2 separate regions of the Homo sapiens genome follow, and region 2 is linked to region 1. Evidence: read pairs that join two places in POLR2A ChIA-PET (ENCODE). Cell type or tissue: OCI-LY7. All regions are shown on one strand. Links, peaks and the distances in the headings refer to the core of each region. The heading gives the core; the rest is flanking DNA. Region 1 overlaps PISD (phosphatidylserine decarboxylase). Region 2 overlaps PRR14L (proline rich 14 like).

Region 1 (2,909 bases), core at 162-2,661:
TTTTTGTTTGTTTTTGTTTTTTTTTAAAAGAGGTTACATATTTACCATTAAAAATCTCTCACTGGCCCTAAACTGGCAACAGTCATCTAACCCTGGTCTCACGCCACTCTGAACCGGACCCTCCTCTGTACTTCCTCCTGCACCAGCTCGCGGCAGCCACAGGGCTGTTCTGTTCAGACCTGAGAGACCCATTCAGGCACTCACGCTGGGACGTGCATGTCACTTTACTCCAGTGACTGAGGACCTGAGAACTCCTTCGTCCTCCATTTTCCAGAGCAAAGAAGAAACAGTGAAAGCTACAGAAAAGCATCTCTGCTTTTGTGAAAGCACAATTCTCTTCCCATGCTGACTCAGTCTGGGGAAGAGGTCAACTTTTGGATCCACTCTTCTGAAGAAGCAAGTGTCCCGCTCCCCTCACCCGGCACTGGCTATCTTGAATCAGTGAAGAGGAAAGCTCTTCACTCCCTAATGTCACGTCCTACACATTACAAGCTCTGACTGAAATTTCTCACTCAGAATGTTTGTAACCTAAACATTTAGACTGAGTGGCAAGGAAGGAGGATCCATGTGCTTCCAGAAATAAGGCTCGGCCCCAGACAGACCCAGAGGCCGCCCTGCCTTTGGCGTGGGAGCCGCAGGCTGAGCAAGTGCCTCCCCTCGGGCCAGGCCCTCTGTCCTCCAAACCACTGGGCCAGGAGAGCCTGGCCCTGCTCTGTGGCCACTCAGGCAGATGTATTTTGGCTGTGCCTGCCCTTGGCTGTGGGGCTGCTGCCAGGTGGTGGTAGCCCCAGGATGAAACCAGCCCTCCCCCAAGACCTAGATCCACGGGGCAGAGGCAACACAAAGGAACTCAGGACGCTGTGACCGGGCACAGCTCAGGCCCAAAGATGTGGGGCAGGTCCAGTCACAACAGCAGCCCCACGTCCCTTCTGGAGAGTCTGGACGGCCACCCCTGCTGTCAAGCCCCTGCCCCATGGGAAACTCACCTCCACTTGACCTAACTGCAAGCAAAAGTGTCCACCAAATGCCCTGGGTCTGTGGAGGGGCGAGGAAGGGGGGATGAAGGGGGATGAAGTGGGGAAGTGGGGAGAACAGGGAAGAGGGAGAAACGCTTGTTGGCCAAGAAGACCGGCAGAGAGGAAATGACACAGCTGCCCCAAGAGAGGCAAAACGGGTAGTAAGGACACCCGCAGGCCACTCCTCCCCTCAGAGATCTGCCCCCATCCTTCCCTAGCCTCTGCCACAAAAACCAGTTCTGTCTCTACTACTAGCTAATGGTTTTTTCTTTGTAGAGGCATGGTTTTGCTATGTTGCCCAGGCTGCTCTCAAACTCCTGGGCTCAAGAGATCTTCCTGCCTCAGCCTCTCAGGCAGCTGGGACCAGAGGCACACACCACCACCCCTGGCTGATTTTTCTTTTCTTTTCCATTTTTTTTTTCTTTCTTTTTTTTTTTTTTTGAGATAGAGTTTCGTTCTTATTGCCTAGGCTGGAGTGCAATGGCGCAGTTTCAGCTGAGGTGGGAGGATCACCTGAGCCTGGGAGGTCGAGGCCGTGGTGAGCCCTGCTCACACCACTGCACTCCAGACTGGATGACAGAGTGAGAGCCTGTCTTTTTTTTCCTTTTTTTCCCCCTGAGACAGCGTCTCGCTCTGTCACCAGGCTGGAGTGCAGTGGCATGATCTCAGCTCACTGCAACCTCCGCCTCCCAGGTTCAAGCGATTCTCCTGTCTCAGCCTCTCAGGTAACAGGGACCACAGGCACACACACCACCACCCCTGGCTAATTTTTCTTTTCCTTTTTCTTTTTTTTTTTTTTGAGACAGAGTTTCATTGACCAGGCTGGAGTGCAATGGCGCAGTCTCGGCTCACTGCAACCTCCGCCTGCTGGGTTCAAGTGATTCTCCTGTCTCAGCCTCCAAATTAGCTAGGATTACAGGCGCCCGCCACCACACCCAGCAAATGTTTTTGCATTTTTAGTAGAGACGGGGTTTCACCATGTTGGCCAGGCTGGCTAATTTTTTAATGTATTTTTTTGTAGAGACAGAGTCTTGCCTTGCCAGGCTGGTCATGAACTCCTGGGCTCAAGCAATCTTCCCACCTCAGCCTCCCAAAGTGTTGGGATCACAGGCATGAGCCACCATGCCTAGCTGAAAGTGTATATTTTCAATTAGATGTTTTGTAACCAAAAATTTGAGATATAATCTAAAACAGTATTTGTCAATTTCAGGAAAAGAGGAAACAGGCAATATGACATGATTGCTGAATGATTTTTTTTATGACTTTTGGGGACAAATAGGCAGCATATCTGAAATCACAACCGCCACACAAAGGCAGGACATATGACCACTGCAGCAGTATAAACTATGGATCCATAAACTACAGATCTGTACCTGGTAGCCACCCACCCTCTGTCTGTGCTCACTCACCGCGGCTCTGAGCACAGGCCTCTATGTCAACAGCCAAAGCCACAAGCCACACCTGTGGAACCCAAGTGAACACTCAGGCCAAGAACCAAGAATGTTCCCAGGACATCATGAGTTCCTGAAAAGAAACTCAGAGAAGCGGCTCTTCTACTTCTCAGCAGTCCCTGAGCTCCTGCCTTCAAGAGTGCCCTTGGTACCCTGCAGAAAATCACCTCTGCCCACTGATGGGCCACAGGTTGAATCAGGGACTCAAGGGAATAGCACTCTGGAAGCCAAAAAGCATTATTCAAGCTGCGCACACTCCACGCGACGGGGCTAAATGGAACTAAAAGGAACACTCTGGGTCTTCAACCTGAGCAGCTCAGCAAGCAGCTTTCCAGAACACGATTTCAAGCTACTTTTTTTTTTTTTTTTTGAGACAGAGTCTTGCTCTGTCACCCCGGCTGGAGTGCAGTGGCACAATCTCAACTCACTGCAACCTCTACCT
Region 2 (2,909 bases), core at 283-2,782, 96 kb after region 1:
TTTAGTAGCGATGGGGGTTTCACCAGGTTGGCCAGGCTGGTCTCGAACTCCTGACCTCAGACCTCAGGCAATCCACCCATTTCGTACTCGCAAGTGCTGGGATCACAGGTGTGAGCCACCGCGCCTGGCCACTGTTTTTTTTTTTTTTTTTTTTTTTTGAGACGGAGTCTCGCTCTGTCACTCAGGCTGGAGTGCAGTGGTGCCATCTTGGCTCACTGCAACCTCCGCCTTTGGGGTTCAAGCGATTCTCCCGCCTCAGCCTCCCAAGTAGTTTGGATTACGGCCATGCATCACTGCGCCCAGCTGATTTCTGTATTTTTAGTAGAGACAGGCTTTCACCATGTTGCCCAGGCTGGTCTCGAACTCCTGATCTCAGGTGATCCACCCGCCTCGGCCCCCCGAAGCGCTAGGATTACAGGCCTAGAAGTCTATCTTTTAAGGCAGGTTTCCTTAAAGTGTTCGGTGAACAGGTCGAGGCACCAATAGTTTTGTTAAATGTTGCCAAACTGCTCCTCAGAAAGGTTGTATCAGTTTGCATTCCCACCAGCAATGTATTAGAATGTCTGTTTCCTCATAGCCTTGCTTGAACCAGATACGTTGTCATACATTTTCATTTTCACCCATCTGATAGTCAAAAAGCGACACCCTTAAATCAAAGGGAAAAAAGTGGTATCTCTGGTTAACTTTGCATTTCTCTAATTACACGAGGCTGACCATCTCTTATGTTTAACCACCACCACCACACACACACACACACATACACCACACAAACACACACACACACAGTTCATTATCAAGTCTTCCCATTTTTTTCTTTTTCTTTTTTTGAAAGGGAGTCTCACTCTGTCGCCAGGCTGGAGTGCAGTGGCACAATCTCGGCTCACTACAACCTCTGCCTCCCAGTTTCAAGCAATTCTCCTGCCTCATCCTCCCGAATAGCTGGGACTAAAGGCATGCACCACCATACCCAGCTGATTTCTGCATTTTTAGTAAAGATGGGGTTTCACCATGTTGGCCAGGATGGTCTCAATCTCTTGACCTCATCATCCTCCCGCCTCAGCCTCCCAAAGTGCTGAGATTACAGGTGTGAGCCACCACACCTAGCCCAAGTCTTATCATTTTTCTATTGGGTTTGGTTCTTCATTCCTCAATTCAAGAGTTCTTCATGTATTACAGATATAGACCCTTTATCTCTGATATACATTGCAAATATGTTCTCTCAATTTGTCAGCTGTCTTTTGACTGTGGGATATTTTGTCAATATAGCAAGAGCTCTTATAAATTGAGATCAGGGGATGCCTGGGGTTTGCAAATCTGAAATGGTATGCAAGTGGTATGTCTGCTTTTCTGAAAGGTCTGCAGTGTTCAGATTTCCAAAGGGTCCTGTGACCTGAGAGTGATTAGGAGCTGTTGCTGCTGCCCCACATCTTCCACTGGCCTAACTGTGCCCCACAGGACCACTTCTGCTGAATGACCTCTAAATTGCTGAAGGCTTCTCTCACGTCTCTTGACTGTTCTCTTTCACAAGTTACACACCCAATGACCTGGCCTCCAGATGCATATTTTCAGGTTGTGTCATTAGTGTGAATACTTATCCATGAATGCATTCCTGGTTTTCTATACCTCTCACACACATGACAACAACAGGAAAGTATAATACTCTAGCTGTGGCCTAACCAGCACACAACAGAGCATGACCACCACTTCTCAGTCCAGATAACACATTTCCCTTAATGATATTAAGAGCAAATTGGCTTTTCCTGGAACAAAGTCAATTCTAATTGACCTGCTAAAACCTGCAGGTCTTCCGTTTCCCCTTTCCCCGTAAGTATTTCTGTTTCTTTTCAATTGTGGAGATCACTTTTTGAAACTGAGTACAAAATGTTAACATTTATATCAATTAAATTTCATTCTGCTTTATACAATTCAAAATGGAATATACACTGGTGGAGCTGGGAGGGAGAAAAGGAATGATTTTAAAAAAGAACAGGGTGGCGGGGCGCGGTGGCTTGCGCCTGTAATCCCAGCACTTTGGGAGGCCGAGGTGGGCGGATCACGAAGTCAGGAGATCGAGACCATCCTGGCTAACACGGTGAAACCCCGTCTCTACTAAAAAAATACAAAAATTTAGCCAGGCGTCATGGCGGGCGCCTGTAGTCCCAGCTACTAGGGAGGCTGAGGCAGGAGAATGGCATGAACCTGGGAGGTGGAGCTTGCAGTGAACTGAGATCGTGCCATTGCACTCCAGCCTGGGTGACAGAGCAAGAATCTGTCTCAAAAAAAAAAAAAAGAACACTGAGATAGTAATCTAGTTCTTAGGTTGATTGTTATGTAAGCATGTGTATGTATATGTATGCATATATAAACACATATATACATGTGTGTGTTCATTATACTTTATGTGTATTACGCATGCTTTTATATCAAACATTACATTAAAAAACTTTTCTCTCCTGAAGTGGCAGGTCCCTAAATTGGAAAAAAAAAAAAAAAGAAACTTTTCTTGTTAGACTCAGCCCACCACATCAAGAAGTAACACAATAGGAACTCTGGGATCCTTAGCCTTTTACCTATTTAACTGTATTTTTAAAAGATAGGGCATTGGCCGGGCGCAGTGGCTCACCCTGTAATCCCAGCACTTTGGGAAGCTGAGGTGGGCGGATCACCTGAGGTCGGGAGTTCGAGACCAGCCTGACCAACATGGTGAAACCCTGTCTCTATTTAAAAAATACCAAAAAATTAGCCGGGCATGGTGGCAGGCACCTGTAGTCCCAGCTACTCAGGAGGCTGAGGCAGGAGAATGGCGTGAACCCGGAAGGCGGAGCTTGCAGTGAGCTGAGATTGTGCCACTGCACTCCAGCCTGGGCAACAGAGCAAGACTCCATCTCAAAAAAAAAAAAAAAAATTAG

The links. ChIA-PET counts read pairs that join two places held together with the same protein. Peaks named below come from ENCODE experiments on the same cell type or tissue, not always from the same donor. Only the 100,000 strongest peaks of a DNase experiment are listed, where the experiment ranks them.
Region 2: POLR2A ChIA-PET joins it to region 1 with 6 read pairs; 5 of 35 experiments call an interaction of 5 or more read pairs at or near these places.

The regions. Positions count from the first base shown.
Region 1 is chr22:31,637,380-31,640,288 of GRCh38, forward strand. All of the region lies in intron 3 of PISD (phosphatidylserine decarboxylase), which reads right to left. Among named protein-coding and RNA genes, the nearest start is that of MIR7109, 17 kb to the left of the region's middle. RefSeq lists an enhancer at 1,418-1,497. In OCI-LY7, for the core only: no CTCF peak of the experiment used is centred there; DNase peaks (open chromatin) are centred at 172, 1,192 and 2,462; H3K4me3 peaks cover 1,608 bases; H3K27ac peaks cover 2,172 bases.
Region 2 is chr22:31,733,165-31,736,073 of GRCh38, forward strand. The region is part of intron 2 of PRR14L (proline rich 14 like); the gene reads right to left. Among named protein-coding and RNA genes, the nearest start is that of PRR14L, 16 kb to the right of the region's middle. In OCI-LY7, for the core only: no CTCF peak of the experiment used is centred there; no DNase peak of the experiment used is centred there.